Regions from separate parts of the Mus musculus genome. Here region 1 is linked to region 2. Evidence: chromatin loops called from intact Hi-C (ENCODE). Cell type or tissue: left cerebral cortex. All regions are shown on one strand. Links, peaks and the distances in the headings refer to the core of each region. The heading gives the core; the rest is flanking DNA.

Evidence for each region. Peaks named below come from ENCODE experiments on the same cell type or tissue, not always from the same donor. Only the 100,000 strongest peaks of a DNase experiment are listed, where the experiment ranks them.
Region 1: it touches region 2 in a loop (5-fold over the local background); 2 of 42 quality-filtered maps call a loop at or near these places.

Annotation. Positions count from the first base shown.
Region 1 is chr7:121,389,007-121,397,339 of GRCm38, reverse strand. Hs3st2 (heparan sulfate (glucosamine) 3-O-sulfotransferase 2) reads right to left here and starts at 5,044. Exons shown (of 2, transcript NM_001081327.1): 1 at 4,126-5,044. The coding sequence starts at 4,610. In left cerebral cortex, for the core only: CTCF peaks have their summits at 3,245 (motif pointing left), 5,035, 5,697 and 5,909 (motif pointing left); DNase peaks (open chromatin) are centred at 4,624, 5,072, 5,673, 5,845 and 5 more places; H3K4me3 peaks cover 4,558 bases; H3K27ac peaks cover 3,263 bases.
Region 2 is chr7:121,482,452-121,490,784 of GRCm38, reverse strand. The region is part of intron 1 of Hs3st2 (heparan sulfate (glucosamine) 3-O-sulfotransferase 2); the gene reads right to left. Among named protein-coding and RNA genes, the nearest start is that of Gm39081, 53 kb to the left of the region's middle. In left cerebral cortex, for the core only: a CTCF peak has its summit at 5,321 (motif pointing left); DNase peaks (open chromatin) are centred at 3,303, 4,256, 5,280, 6,004 and 1 more place; H3K27ac peaks cover 1,109 bases.

The sequences.
Region 1 (8,333 bases), core at 214-8,213, 93 kb after region 2:
AAACAGAGATAAGAGATGGCGTCTAAAGTTTATAACAAGTTCATCTATCAACATTTGGACACCAGTGTAGAGTCAATTATCATGTATTAACTTTCCCCAGTTGGCATTTTAATGCATTTAGCAAAGATTCCCTTCCTCTCCATATGTATGCCCTGCCAACCCATAAGGCTAACAGAATTGAGATACTTGAAACAGAACTCACCTTTCTCTTGAACCCTAAAGACTTCTGGACATGATACCATTTATATTTCTCTAAAAATGACAAACATTTCAAATAGGCTGGCTCAGAGGCAAACTTTTGTTAAAACAACAGCATCGTATGTGAAATCTTAGGTATGTTGCATGTTTCCACATACGGTGCCCTACATGGTTTTCATATGATGTAAAAGACCAGGTCAGGCATTGTTCTCATTTTTAAAGGTGGATAATCAGAAATATGAGGTGAAATTCTATCAATGCAAAGTTAAGAAACAGAAGATGATGGGGAAGGAGGGGAGAGGAAGAAGCAAGGGTGGGAGAGTGTCGGGGGAGAATACAGAAAGGAAGTAAGGAAAGGAAACATATTGGCCTGAGGAGGTGGCTTGGTTTGTAAAGAGTTTGCAGTGGACACAAGTATGAGTGTCCTCAGCTCGGGCTCCAGAACTCACATAAAACCCAAAACCCAGTAGCAAGCACCTATAATCTCTTTGCTGAAGAGGCATTTTCCTGGTCATTCAACCTAGTGGAATCATTGACTTTCAGGTTCAGAGAGAGACCCTGTTTCAAAAAGCAAGAACAACAACTCAACTTCTACCTTCAGTGCATGTGCTCACACATATGCATGCACCCACAGACACACACATGCATCACACACACACACACACACACACACACACACACACGTAAAAAGGGGGAAGTGTAAAATTATTTCTTTAGCGATGCATTCTTTGGCCTCATTTGGCAGTGGCAGCAGGTAGTGCTCTAACAGTTGTGCTAGCAGGAGTATTAACGGCAATAACAGGAGTGTTGGCAGCAGAACAGCAGCAATTGTGGCAACAGTAGTAACACCATTGGCTTATCTTTATATACCAAAGTCCCCCCCCCCCGCCATGGTACTTTCATATGCAATGTTCCATACGTTCTTCAAACCCGAGACAATTATTACTGGCTTCATTCTCATGAGAAAGCAGCTGAGACTCAAGGTGATCATCCTTTTTTCCAAATCACACAGCATCTAAAGAAGTCATCTCTGGTCTTTGACACAATGGGATGACACTCATCAACTTCATATCTCATCTTCTTTACTTCCAAGCAGCTAGTGGCCCCCACCTGGCTCCCCCGTGGATCCATATGCTTGCATCTGGGAGGAAATTTGAAGAGAGGAACTCAGGCCAGACACACAGGTGAGGTGTGATCACGGAGGGATTCCTCTGCAGAGAGCTGGGTTCTCCGGGGTCATTCGGCTTGGCGATTCCCAAGAAGGGATTAGGATCCAGGAACAAAGAAGACAAGGGCTCTGTGGGCTCGTCCCCTTTTGCTGATGCTGTTTCTCTGGTTGTATCAAGTCTGCCATCATGGAGGAGATGTATCACCTGCCGCTTGATGGTTGGTGACCCTTATTTTCCCATTGTCTATCTGCATTTAGACCATCTGGCCTAAGAAGTGCTCTGGGGCTTCAAGATGGGCAAAGTATCATGGACTCCACTGCATTCATGGGCTCCACCCTGGGAAACTGAGGCCACAGCAGTGGACAGAAGGCTGGCTCTTTGAACACAGAGTGTAAAGATTCTCAGGAATCCCCATAGTTTCTGCAATGACTGCTGTTACTCAAGTGGTGATAAAGGATAAAACAGAGGAAACAGTGCCCCAGTAGGGGAGCATATTACGTTTTGAGGAAACAGCAATCCTTGTGTGAAATACTGACTTTGGAGGGCACTGGTTTGCCGTCCCCAACCCCCATCAAAAGCACAAACCACACAGTCCTTTCCTGGGTGCTGTAGACTTCCCAGCCTTCCTGAGAAACTGATAGGTATCATAGTTATGACCAGACCTCCAGGCTAATCTTTCCTTTAGAACTATCAAGAAACAAAGGGTAGAGGGGGAGGGGAGAGAGAAAGAAGTGGAGCTGTCAGTGAGCCTCATGTTAAATAAAACCTACCAAGATTCAGCTGAGAATTTTAGCAGAATCCAAATGTGCTAGGAAAGAAAAAAAAAAAAAAAGGCATGGCTCCCATCTCCAAGGTTCACAGCTAAGCTGGCTTAGAATCACACATGCCAAGGTTAAAAATAAAAAGCAGTCATCCCTGAATGACACAGGCTCCAGAAAGGAAGCCTGAGGTATGCTGTTTAGTGGAGGAGGGAGAAGGAGCGGGGAGGAAGAGCCTGGGCTCAACATAGAGGTGTTTATGGGAGGGAGCATCACCTAAAAGCTAGATGCTCAGAATTTTGCTATTTTGCACTTAAAAAGCACTTCACCGTGGGAAAAGGTTTCATAACAATCTTCATATTTTCCATCGAGGAAACCCTGGCACGCAATGAGTGTGGCTGAGGGCGACCTCGAGCAGGGCACTGGTGTTCGATGCTTCTGCAGCTCATACCCCAGGGTCTGGTTCAAAGAGTCTTTGCACATAACTAGATGGAACACCTCTGGGTCACAGTTCAGAAAGCATAGTGGGTCATCAGCATTGGCATGAAGCCTCACCTGACTGTGTGCCAGCAGTTCCTTGCTTGGCTCTACTACAAACTGTGTCTGCCTCTTAGGGACAGCATACGTCCCATCCATTGCTCCTAACAGTCATAGCTATACTGGCCAGGGCTAGCTGAGAAAGGTGACAACACATTCCTGTGGATCCCCCTTTCCTTGGAAATCCAGAACTCTCTGTTATGACTCCATCGGGTCATTTTTCCAAAGAAATTATTCTTTATCCAGTATGCTTATGACTCTAATGAGTCAAGGGTCTCCTTTTATATGAAAAATAAAAGAAATAGCCTCAGCAACTCTGGCAGCCACCATGGCATCCCTCCAGAATTGCATTACTGTTCTGAACTGCCTAGAATGTCTTCAGGTAGATTCCATGACAGACAGATTCTGTGACATCTCTTAGGCTCACACTATACTCTAGCCCCAGAGGTGCCCTGACTCAGTCCCTCTGTGCACCTATCCTGCAATTCTGCACAACACAAGGTGTGAAGGCCAATGGATACCAGAGGCACTGAAGAGTGAAGGCTGCACTGGAGAATGAAGCCTCACTGTAGGTCCAGACACCACCCCCTGGAGGAGGGAGGGACTCTAGCTGGCAGAAGTCCAAGGGAAGAGTGGGCATTCTAAGCATGTCTGACTACTCCTAGGATCCTGCCTAGTCTTCACCTGAAGTGCCCACCTATCTTCCAAATCCCTCCTGTTGGCTACTATTTTAAAAGCACCTCTAACGGTCATTTTTACATCTTTCAAACACTTTGAAAAAGACTGGACAGGCAAACAGGGCAGGAAGTATTTTCCAGCCCCTTGTAATTGATAGTGAAAGAAATGCTGGAAGAGTTTGAGGAACTTGCTCAATGTAAGTGTCAGAGACAGGACCAAAAGCGAAGGTTCCTTCCTACACTCCAACCCCACCAGCTCAGGACTAGAACTGCTGGAGGAGTGAGCCTCAGAACATAGCGAATATTTACAGCAGAGACTGGCATTCTCCTCATTGCGAGAACTCAGGACACACTCTCATATTGCCCTAAGAATGGGTACCTACCAGGCAGAAATCACCACACAGGGCCTTTGTGGTGGTTTCCCTTTCTCAACTGCAGGTGCCACACAGGCCAGGGAAGATCAGCTTAGGGGTAGGAGTAGAGCCTTTTGCCTTAGGGAACCAGCTCCAACCGCCCTAAAAACTGGACAAAGAAGGCAGCCCTCCAGCCAGCACCTAGTTTTGACTAGAAATGTCCCCTACCTTCCAGAGACCCCAGGGACAAGAGGAATACTCTTTCCCTTTGCGCTTCAAAGAGCGTCATGAAGAGTCAGTCTCCGGGAAGTTCTGGGTGGACCCTCTACAGTAGTCACCCCACAATCCACTTGCCGGTTTAAGACAGGCAAGGAATTACTCTAAGGATGGAGCGAACCCAAAGCTCAGAGTGGAGCTGTCGTGACCCTCTTACCTGTACCAGTCCAGTCCTCGTCCGTAGTTCCTGTCGAAGAAGTGGGGCTCAGTGCCCAAGGCCCGCACGTCCGGGTGCACGCGGATAAACTCCAGCACCGCCCGAGTTCCCCCTTTCTTGACGCCCACAATGAGGGCTTGGGGCAGCCGTTTGGTGCCTGGCTTCGGGGAGCCAGAGTGATTGGATCCGGAGAGGCGCGGTGCTGGAGCGGCAGCGGCGGGCGCGCTGGGAGCGCTGGGCTCACTGGGCGTCGGCCCCGGGGGATCACACGGGCGGGACTTCGCCAGAAGTTTCTGGCCGCTTGCGCTGGGGCCGCGGAGGCAACGCGGTGCGCCGAGCAGGCGGCTCTGGCCCAGACCGTCGCAGCAGCACAGGAAGCTGTAACACAGGTAAGTGCAGGACAAGGACAGTGTGAAGGCGAAGAGCAGCCTGCGCGCTCTCCGCGGCTGAGGTGGCCCCGCGCGGCCCAGGACCCTATAGGCCATAGCTCCATGGGCCCGCGCCGGGGGTCATGGTTTCCGAGGTGGCACCTGCGGCGGAGCTGCTGCGTGGCTCTGCGATTGCCTAGAGGGCTCGCGTGGCGCTGTCCCCGCTGTGCGCGTTGGGCGTAAGGGATATCATCTCCTCTGGGGGCAGCTGGCCTGGGCAAGCACCGTGCCCGGGGGTCCCGGGTACGGTGGCTCCTCGGGGACCAGGTGGCTGCATTGCCAGCATCTCCCGGTATTAAGCGATGAGGGCTCTGGACAGCCGGGCGGCTCCCGGCGCTCTTCGATTCTCACGCGCGTCGGGTTCGGAGCGCGCCCAGCGCCCGAAGCCCCATTCCGGATGCTCCGAGCGCCTTTCTGGGGACGCTCTGTGGCCGCGCGGCAGTGCCGGCGGGAGGATGAGCGGACCGGACGGTGGCGCTGGCGCCGGCCGCGTTCTGGCTCCTCGGGAAATGCCGAGTGGAGCGCGCTACCGGCTCTATTTAAGGAGTCGCCTGACGTCAGCCGCGCGGGTCCCCCGAGCCCGCGCCGCACCCGGGGACCTGGCCCGCCCCTTGCACCCTGACTCTCTTATTCCTCTCAGGTACAACACCTCCCCAGGTTCTCCCCATGAGGACTGCTCCCTACGGAGCCTTGACCAGCTTGGGGAGGTGAAGGGAGGGTGGGCAGGTATGTCCTGTACTCCTGTGGGAGATTAGACACCCCCATCACTCCGGCCTCTGGACACCTGAGATTACGCCAACACCCACCCTACACATAGACCCGGGTGTTCATGCAAGCACCCAACCCTGATACTCGGTTCCACTACACTTACCCACACATGCACCACACATACACTAGCACAGGAACAAGCTCACTCTAATCCGGACACTCCTCAACACCCCACAGAGGGTGGAGAGAAGAATACACCTAACCCGAAGATAGGAACACAACAAGGACACACCCCATCCCCAGCCATCTCGCCGAACCAATACACACAGCCTGGAATCTGGCATCGTGCAGGGTGCGCACACGCATGGGACCTGGGCGCACAGTGCAAAATGGATGGGTGGAGGAGAGTGAGATTCCGTGACTAGTTACCGAGCCCCCTAGCACCCGCATGCTGACTCACACCCAGGCGACTCACTCTGTCTCGCACCCATGGAGCACAAACCTCTATCCAATTTGCACACCACCTCATCACACACACACCCCGACTCCCGCCCCCCCCCCCCGCCCCCTTACTGGGCCTGGAAATCAAGCTAGCCCCAGAGCCTCAGACTTATTCATCTCTTGGCGGCCGCCCCCTAGCGGTGGCCTGCTCCCCAGGGAGCTGTCCAGGGTACCAGACGCTATATAAGGGTCAGCATATAACTGGTTTCCTCACAGTGACAAAGCAGGAGGAAATAAAGGACAGAGCACTTCTACATCTAATGATTGTCAAGAGGTTGTCTTCAGAACAGCTCCCAGTGACCAACCCTAGCTGGTTAGAACCCTGCATTCCAGGTGGGATTTACATCCCCTAAAAACCTGGACCAGTGTTCCCAAAGAGAAGACCCTCACAAGATGGCTGTATGACCCCACCACCCCCCTCAGCTTCCGTTAGACTGACGATGACTTCAGGACAAGGTCTGTGTATTCTTGCTCAAACTGGGAAATATGCTCTGTTTCTAAACCAAGCCCATCCCTAGAAAACTTAGATCAAGCTCTCTGCTGTAGGGACTAGTTTCTAATACATATAGTACATGATAAGTAATTTGATAACTGTTAAAGCCTACCATACTATTACCGTTTCCTCGCATTTCTTTGGATTATTTTATAAAAAAATATTTTTATTTATTCTGAGAATTTCATATCATATCACTTCCAATCTCAGCAGCTCCCAGAACCCTCTAACATGTTCACTCCCAATTTCATTTCTTCTCCCCATCTCCTACCTCCTCCTTCTCCTCTTCCTCTTTTTCTCCTCCTCCTCTTCTTCATCTCCTCACCCTCCTCTTCCTTCTTTGTCTCCCTCCTCTTTGTCTTCCTCCTCTTTCTTCTCTTCCTCCTCCTCCTCTTCTTCAAAAAATAACCCACTAAGTTCAATTAGTAATTCCCACAGCTTACTGGGTGTGGGTCCATCTTCTGCAGCATGAGCAACTTACCAGTCGCCACACCTCCGAAGAGAAAGGATTCACTGGCAGCCATCACCTGCCAGTAGCTCCCCAGCCATGAATGGGCCCCATAAGCTCCCTATCAGTCTATAGGGGGAGGTTGACGGTCTTGACCTTGTGTGGATGTTGTGCAGGTAGCCACTGTGACTGTGAGTTCATGAAGGCAATGACCCTGACATGTTCAGAAAGCATCACTTCACAGTTCTCCTTCTCATCCTCCAGTTCTTGTATTCTTATTTCCCCCTCCTCTAACGTTCCCTGAGCCTTGGGAAGCATGTGCTGTAGATGTCCTTTCCGGGGGTGGGCACTCTCAGTCACTTATTCTCAATGCTTTGACCAGTTTTGAGTCTCTGCATTAATCCCTGCCTACTTAAAGAGAGAGGGGGAGAGGGAGGGAGAAGAGGTGGGGGAGGGGGAGACAGAGGGAAAGAGAAGAAGAGAGGAGAGAGAGAGAAAGAGAGAGTGAGAGAGAGAGCAAGAGAGAGAGAGAAGAGAGAGAGAGGAGAATCTCCTTCTCTGATCAAGGTTGAGAAGCACACAAATCGATGCCTATATCTCCACATTAGAATCTTAATTCTAACAATAGCTAGCATGTATCAAGTGCTTGTTTTGTGCCATAATGTGCAAACTACTTAAAAGGCTTTACCTCACTTATCTTTGGAGATAGGTATTATAGGCATTATTATAAGTCCTAATTTACAGAGAGTGAAAAGAGGTTAAATAAACATATACTGAGTAATTGGCAGAGCTAGGATTAAACCCAGACAGTCTGGCTCCAGGATTCAAGGTTTTAATTACAGAGCTCTGAAGCTTTCGAACTTCCTTTGAGCATTATCCACATGACTCCATCCCAGGCTCTTCTCCTAGATGTGGATGAATATATCTAGATTGCTGCTAAAAATCTGGTATCGAGGACTGGATGAGAATTCCAGGTAGAGCATATAAAGTTCAGCAGGACCCTCACCCCCCACCCAGCTTTGATAAATTCTGTTTCTAGTAATGCCACCAAGGACCCCACTGCCTTTTTCCTGCAGCAGCATCACACTGCTGACATCTCCAGCTTGGAGCCTCGTAGCATCTCTAAGTGTTTTCCTACAAGTGCTGATGATTGAAGCATAGCTACTCCCTGCTGTGCTTGAGCAGTGGACTTTTAAAAAAACCCTAACATGTAACATTTGACCTGATTAAATTTCATCTCCTCTCATCAGTTCATGGCTACAGTTATTTTTTTCAAATCTCAAGTCGTGATTTAGCTTTCATATTCTTGAAAGATAGAAAGGTTGAATCCATACTTTTTTAAGGGTCTTAAAGGTTGAACCTAGGTCTTTGTATAGCTAGGAAAATACTTTACCTCTTGACTTTACTTTTAATTCTTTGTGTATTTTAGCCAGGTGTTTTGTTGTCTCTAAGCCTCAGTTTCTTTAATCTGTAAAATGGGAAGCTATGAGCAATCCCAAAAGCCTTTTGGCCCTACTGTTATAATTCTGTAGTTATATGATCTCATTTTCCCAAGCAGGAGCTTGTCTCTTGGCACCATGTCACCTCCACATCTCATTACAATTTAATTAATTCTTTGCTCAAATTGTTA
Region 2 (8,333 bases), core at 166-8,165:
ACTCACAGCAGGCTAAGGTGCAGAGAGCAAGAGACTGTGGAGAGCTCGGCCCTAAGAGGAACCTATGCACCTCACCCTTCCCACGAAGGCTCAGGGGCCATTTCAGAAGAGAGGCAGAAAAAGTGTAAGAGACAGAGACAGTGGACGACGCCAAGGAAACATGCTCTTCAGACACAGCAGGGCACTGCACGTTTGAACTCACAGCCGCTGTGATCGAAAGCACAGGACCTAGGCAACCCCAAGCCAGACCAATCCCAGTGTGGAGGGGGCACTGGGCATGAGGCCCCATGCTAACCACAGAGCTATTAGTAGTTGTTAGCTGCTGGTAAGGAAAAAGATAGTTTTCCCTAAGCGTGCAGGCCCTGGAAAGTCAACCACTCTCCAATGAGAGATCACACATCTAAGATAGGGGAAAGGGGACACGAAGTTGGATGGGAAAGGAAGCAGGGTGGATGTAGAAAGAGTTGGAGGAAGGATAAATATGATACACTGTATGGCATTCTCAATGTACCAATACTTTTTTTTTTTTTTAAGAAAGAATATTAGTGGAGGTGAGGGAATCCTTCCCTGTGGGGATAATACCATTGGTGGAGGTGTGGAGGCCAGGCATCCATCCCTGGGTTTCCTCAGGAGGTCCAGCCCTTTGCAGGTCTCTCCTGTCACTGTGAGAAGACAGCACTGTGCTAGGTTTTCTTTCCTCTCTGTGTGACTCTAAGTTTTTAAAGGTCCCTAGTAAAGCCATACCTTGAGTGTTGTGGGACTTGTCTTGGATTCCATTGTACTGGTAGATACCACATGATCATATAGAGAACAGTGGGTCCTTTTAATGACAAGTCATGCACATATTTTGGAATTTAAGATGCTTTTCATTTGTTAATTTATTTTTACAAAGATTCTATGACTTGCTCATTATAATATATTGTAATTATATATATATGTATATATATAATATGCAGATATCAGCTATGTACAGGGTCATAAACCACAAACCCAGATGGAGACAAGCCAGTAGCTAGCATTTGGCATACTTCATCTCAGCCAATGTCGTTTCTAAGTCCAAGGACACAATCACTGTGCTCCAACTTCCAATAACCCTACCTAGCAGGTTCTCCCAGTTCCTGTTTGAGGGCTGTGGAAAGTAGGGCACAGAGGACCGAGGGAAATCACCAACGCAACACTGTTGCAGTCTGGATTCAAGTGCGGCTTCAGCACTGGAGGAAAAAACGTGAGAACATGAAAAATTCATCTTGGCACTAGGACAGCCTTTCTAGGCATGAGACAAAAACCACGGGCAAGTTAAAGCACATTAGAGAGCTATGTCTCTGCAATGGGAAAGTATCACGAGTAAGAGGGACGTAGCAAAAGCAGCAAATACCTGTAGCGTGCTAACTGGGATCACGGAGGGATGGCTTCTTCTCTTTCATGTACATAGTTTATGAGTTTTCTCTGACTCCTCCCAAAAAGCAAGTAATAGAGAAAGAGCCAGGAGAAGAAAGGGATGCGGGTCATTAGAAAAGAACTAACGGAAAAAAGCTACAGATGGAAAATAAGAACATGAAAATAATCTCAGTCTCTCCCAACATGCTCATTTATAGGAATGCAAATTAAAGTCATGATCACCTGTAACATGGATCATTTATCCACTTATAACGTAGTGTGTGTGTGTGTGTGTGTGTGAGAGAGAGAGTGTGTGTGTGTGTGTGTGTGTGTGTGTAGGCAGGGAGAAGGAGAAGAAGGAGAGGGATGGAGAAGGAGAGGGGGGAGAAAGGGAGAGAGATCCACGTATGTCACAATGTATTTGGCAGTCAGAGGACAACCTCACTCTTCACTCCCACCTTGCCTGCTCCCGGGAAGTCTCCTGTCTCCACTTTCCATCTTTTCCAGGTGGAACATAGGAGTACAGATGTATGCTACTGTGTCTGTGTCTGGCTTTACGTGGATTCTCAGGGTCTCAGGTCCTCAATCTTGCTTAGTAAGCCTTTTACCTGGGGAGTCATCTCCCAGACTTATGATATATAAATGGTGACAAATTTTAACAAGGGTGTGAAGAAGGAAAGTTTTCTTGACAAGGTAAGAGCACAAACCAATGCACCTCTAGGAAGGCAGTTAGACATTGCCTACAATGTCTAAAATGCACATCGTCTGGACATGGCCATTGTCCTTCTAGACATTTAACTACACAAACATGTAAAGACTTGTGCAGGGGGTACGGATGCTCACTGCTGCAATTGTGGTAGAGGTGGAGAGGCATTCAACAGAGATCCCTTCTCTTCTTCTCTGGGGACCTCCTCCCTCCTGTGACCCTACTTGTACTGTTCTCACAGTTCCAAAGGATTATAGTTCTCCTTACCACACCCAACTGAGGGCCATGGCTGGGTCTTGACAGGAAGAACAAGTGGGGATGAGATGCATTGCTTCAAGGCCAAGGTGAGCGTACAATGGACCCATCCTGTTCCCTGTCTTTTCTAGTGCAGGAGACTCTGTAGCTCTAGAACAGAGCAAGTTCGACAAGTACAAGGAAGAGTGGGGACCTCGTACAACTAGGAAATGCCTTCCCTGAGTGGCTGTGAGCCAGGACAAGCATTTTTGTTTGTTGCTTTGTTTAATTATTATTGTAATAGCAAGCATGAACATAACTACCACCCATTATACGTAAAAGATAGAGACTAGGAACAAACCCTGTGGCCATTAGTAGGATGTGGTTAAATAAGCTCTAACAAGGCTCTGCTATAGATTATAAAGCGGCTGTTAAAAGCAAGAAAGATCTATTTAAAGACACACTCGGAAGAGAGTCCAGGGCGTGTTGTTAAGTGGGAGAGGTGAGTTGCAGTCAGGTTAACGTTTTTTTTTTTTGCGTTGCAAATCCACACACATATGCTGGAGTGTATATGCGTGTGTCTCTTCTGAAAGGATGCACAGGTGTCCTTAGCAGGGCTTAGGTTTGGAGAATGACCTTGGGTTTGGAGAATGACCTTGGGAGATCTGCAGCGGATGGTGTTGTGCATCCTGGGAATTAATTTTCACCTTTAGTTTGATGTGTTTATGGACTTGCCTCTTTTCTTGACCATGAGCATGTGTTCTCGGTCATTAAGAAACTAGAGCTTATTAAAAGCTATTTGTAAAGGCCTCCATTGATATTATTTAGGAGGACAAATGCCTGCACTGCACACTGAGGGAAGGAAGGTTGTTTGGAGTGGCTGAAGTGTGGGTGGGTGGCGAGGACATGGCAGGCATCCTTCCTCTAGATGCTGGCCCGGATAGGAGGCTGAGGGACCGTGGGTGTTAAGTGTTTTTGCGAGTGCTTGAGCAGCCCTAGATGTTTCCTGGCAACTGGACCTCAATTTCTCAGGCTCCATCTGTGGCTGAGCTTGGGGACACTAGCTGAAGGTAACTGCATATCTGCCTGTCTCCTCCGGGTTTATCTTCTTCCTCTTCCCTCTGTCCTTCGTCCTGGGTTAAGCCAGTAAAATCTCTGTGAGGATTCACCAATACACAAACACAGTAGGTGTCAGGAAGGAGCCCAAGTGTCTGCATATCTATCTGGCTCTACCTGGAAGCTGACTTGCCAGGCCGTGCTATTGGAGCAGCCGGGTGTCAAGGAGGCAGACCTAATAATACTGGTGCAAGGTATGCATTTGATGAAGGCTTCCTATAGTCAGCAGTTGAGTAACTGATGTCAGGTAAGGAATTATGCATGATTAGAATTAGTAAAAACATCAGCTAGGATTTAAGTCAGAGCCATTCTGTTCCCTGGCTTCTGTGACATTCCTATCAGCTTCCTCACCAGCAACAGGTGGATGGCTCAGACTTCCTGTGCTGCCCTGAAGTCTAAGCCAGGTAAACAGGTGAGAGCCTGTATCAATCATAAAATGCCACACCCATCCTTGAATGGGCTTCCTGTTTTCTATTGGGTTTCCCTGATTGCATTCAAGTCTCTTTGGGGAGCCTGATGCCTGCTTTCTCTCCTCATAGAGTAGTCCTCCATGGCTGCTGTTCTTTCCAGCTGAGGATCTTGATCCAGAGTTGAATGCTTCTGCTTCCTCCTGTTAGTCACACTCTTCCTCATCCCGGTGCCTCTGATTGCCAGCCCATCTCCTCGCTCTAGTGTGTGTGTTTTGTTTTATTTTGTTTATTTTGTTTTCAGACAGGGCCCTGTGTAAGCCCTGCTGGCCCCAGACTCATTACACAGTGATGGCTTTGAATTTCTGATCCTCGTGGCTCCACCCCCTGAGTGCTGGGATTACAGGCACATGGCACCACAAGTTTTTCAAGGCCTGGGATCAAACCGGGTAAGCATTCTACCCATTGAGCCACAATCTCAGCCGCTTTCAACTTTAGTCTTGGTTTAATTCTCCCTTATATAGCATCGGGAGTGTCTACCCACTCCTTACTCCCTAAAATGTTTCTTCTTGGCTTTGGGCACACATGCTCCCGAGCCCTATGCCTATGCCTATTCCATAGGAATTTCTCCAGGACTTTGTTTCTCTTGTGTGATACTTTCCAATGGTGTCAGCATCCAGGAAACAAGAGTTCATGTGGCAGTGATGCTTCTAACTGGCGCTGAGGGGTCATTATCCTCTTTGTGGTTGCCATGAGCCAGCCTGAAACAGTATAGAGACCAACTCTAGGAGAGGCTCCCCTCCTTTCACAGCTTGGACACCCTCTGCTTCCTACAGAATGGCAGATCATCTGTAAGGACATGAAGGAAACAAGCACCATGGAGGGCCTGAAGCTGGCTGCCCTCACCCTCTTCCCCATCTGGAGTTCTGTCAGAAGGCACCTTAGTCAGTAGGTGATTCCCATCATAGAGTCCTGGCAGTCAATGTGAAGGACATTAGCACACATGGCCAGTCTGTTATGCTCCTCTGGCCAATGAACTCTTCCTCCGCACACATGTGACATTAGCACTTTCCCAAGCTTTTCAATTCACCAAATCCTGCCATTTGTAGACGAGGTTGGCTCGTACTTCAGAGGGGATGGAAACCTCTGGGGTCAGGTGAGAATGGAGCAAACCAACCCAGCAGCTTTGGATGCCACCCTCCTTAGTCTGAGTATCCATACCTTCACCACACTGTGCCCCCTACCTGAGCTGTCCATACAGCCCCCTCACCTCCTGCTGTGTATATTCAGAGTCTCAAGAACTCTTAGCATTTCCAGGTACTTTCAAGCTCTCCAACAGATGACTAGATGAATCAGTAAGTTTAGTCTTTTCCCACCAAGCTTTACAACCACCCCACTCCAGAGTCCCCAGAGATGTGGATGGATTTAAAGGGACAAGTTCTGCGAGGCAGCCCAACTTCCTGAAGCACAACAGTACCCCCTAGTGGGACATGATCCTGATACAGCTGACAGAGTAGACACAGGAATCCCCAGGTTCCTGATGCTGCCTTTGTTGGACTTGATGGCTGATAAAAGAAGGGCCTTTCTGTCTTGTCTCTCAATAGCTGTAGGCACACCAATTCCTGCATTAAGCCTCATGGTTGCAAAGGTCCTCAGAGTTGGCTTTCTGATCATGCGGGGAATGAGACATACTTATTGCCAAAGAGCCTACCGAGCAGTCAGTCCCTACCCCATAGTGTCTGGGCTCTGGTGTGCTTGAACCTGTTGGGTCCCCAGTGCTTGTTTCCAGGTTCAAGACTTGCCTAAATTGTACAAGTGTGGATTCTCAGCTAGCCTTGGAGTAGAGCAACGCCACCTGCTAATCCCAAGGTGTTAATATTCTTTCTGTCCAGGATAGTTAACCCTAGCTCTTCCCATGTTGCACCCTGTCTCATCCTCAGATCAAATGTCACCATGTTTCAATGTGATTTTTGATACCCATGGACTCTTTCTCTCATAGATGCAAGCACAGGTGTGCAATGACTTTGCATATCTGTTTATATATTGCCTTTCTCCCCTGTGAGTTCCCCCCACTAAATCCCATCAGCAGAGGATGGTGTCTGCCTCATCTTTGTGTATCTTTAATCCTTGTCACAGAGCCAATCTCATCACAGGCAAGCAGACGGGCATGAATCATAGCCACCAAATATCTCGCTTGTCAAATGAATAGGATGGGAAGGAGCTGAGGCCTAAATCAAGGCAACATGGGCTCCTCGTGTAAGAAAGAGGTCTGCTGAAGATCTTCACAGAGGATTTATACACACACACACACACACACACACACACACACACATGCACGCACAGAGTTTATATATTATCTGTAGCACACAACTGATTCAGAGATGAGGCACACTTTTTTTGCATTGTTTATTTTTGCATATTCTAGGAAATTGCCAGAACACTGTAATGAGGATATATCATAATATTCATACAATAGTCACTTACTGAGTACCTGCTGTCTGCCAGCCAGCTCTGAGGTCATGGCTATAAATAAAATAGACACAGGACTCACCCTGGTGAAGCTTCAGGCTTGGCAGGGGTGCTAAAGGGCAAAAGAAAATATTTCATTACAACTTGTTAAAAAAGAAAAGGAAAAGGAAGAAACATGTAATGAGTGAATGAAGTGCCCAGAGAAACCCTGAAGTGGCTGGAAAGTCAGGCAATGAGCACATGCTTAGAAGCAGACATCGATGAAGAAGATAAGAGGATATGAAAATGCAGGGTAGACTGGGGGGATGGTCCAGTGGGGAAAGTGCTTGTTTTGCAAGCATCCAAGAACCCATGGGAAAGCTCTATGTGGTGGTATGTGTCTGTAGTCCCAGCTCTTCTATGGTGAGATGGAGGTAGGGACAAGACTGGTCATAACCAGAATGCCCAGAACCAGCTAACTTAGCACACACAGTGGTGAATAATAAGGCCCTGTCTCTAATGATGTTGGAAGGTGAGGACTGACATCTGAGGTGGTCCTCACTTCCACACATGTGTCATGCCATGGGCATGACATGCTCCTAGACACACACACACACACACACACACACACACACACACACACAAACACACACACTTGCAGATGGGGTTGGGATGAAGTAAGCCATTGTAGAGAATCTAAAAGTACACAAATGCCCAGATCGACAGCCATCGAGAGAAGTGTGACTGACGCAGAAAGTAAAATCAGAACAAACTTGAACCTGATATTTTAATTCTAGTGTCACGGTACACAAAAGGACTGCCTTGAGAGACTTGGTGCAAGAGACGGTAGTTGCAGCAATGCATGGTGTGTAGATAGAATTGAAAGAGAGGCCTCAGACAAACTGGCTAGAATGTCAGACAAGATCCAGGAGGGCAGCTTCCCCTTCTCTGGGGGGTGGGGTGGGGATTTGTAGGTGTAGGGCTGGAAGTGGGGAGGGGGCTGCGAATGGGATGTCCAGTGAATGGATAGATGAATTAATGAAAAAAATCATTAAGCAGACATTTCCAAGGAGGTAAGATGGCTACATGGGTAGACTGAAGGCTACTTACTCCTAATAAAATGAACCACCAACCCACGGATTTATGCACCCACACATTCAACCACTCACCCACCCAGTATCTATCCTATAGAAACATATCAGTTCAAATGTCTTAAATGACAAGTAGAAAGCAAGTGCTTTTGCAAGGACTACAGGCATCCAGCATATGTAAAAGAAGCATTTCTACAAAGTCGAGCTGGATACGGACATCTTAGCTGCATCAAATTCCAGGCAAAACAACAGCATCCAAACAATAACACAGATTATCATCTGTAGAAGTTTGTAGAGGAAAAATGACTCCTAATATTTACTATTTTGTCAGTCTGCTCATGAGAACAAAAGAAAAGCACTGAAAAGCATTCAACAGCTTGAAAAACATCACATCCCACCCTCCAAAGAGCACCCTGCAAAGGACAACAGCTGCCCAAGTGACCGGGTGGCAGAGCTAGAGACTACAGAAGTTGTGCAAAAAAGGACAGTAATTGGGGTTAAACTGTACAGAGGCCAGTAAGTAATGCTTTTAGCTTCCACTGTCAAAACTATTCTTCTAACAAATACCATGTGTTCTCATTTACATGTGAAGCTAAAAACTAGCAGGTCTTATAGGATGAGAGAAGAATGGTGGGTATCAGAAGCAGGGAAGGGCTGGGGGAGAGGGGTGGCAACTGGCACAGGGATGTGATTGGACAGGAGGGGTAGGGGCTCCTCTGCTTCAACGTGAGTCTGACCAAGGATGACAACAGTCAGCCGTGCGTTTTTAAAGGTACTGTGGAGGCTTCAGATATGAGGAGAGGGGAGCTTATTCTTTTGTAGATGGTGAACAGGACCTCCAGACTCAATGACCCTAGGCACAGAGAAGAATGGATTGAGACGAGGAGCCAGGACACTGGCGGGCAAGCTATATCTAGTTGGAGTGACAAATAGAGGGTCCCTCTCAAAGAAGCC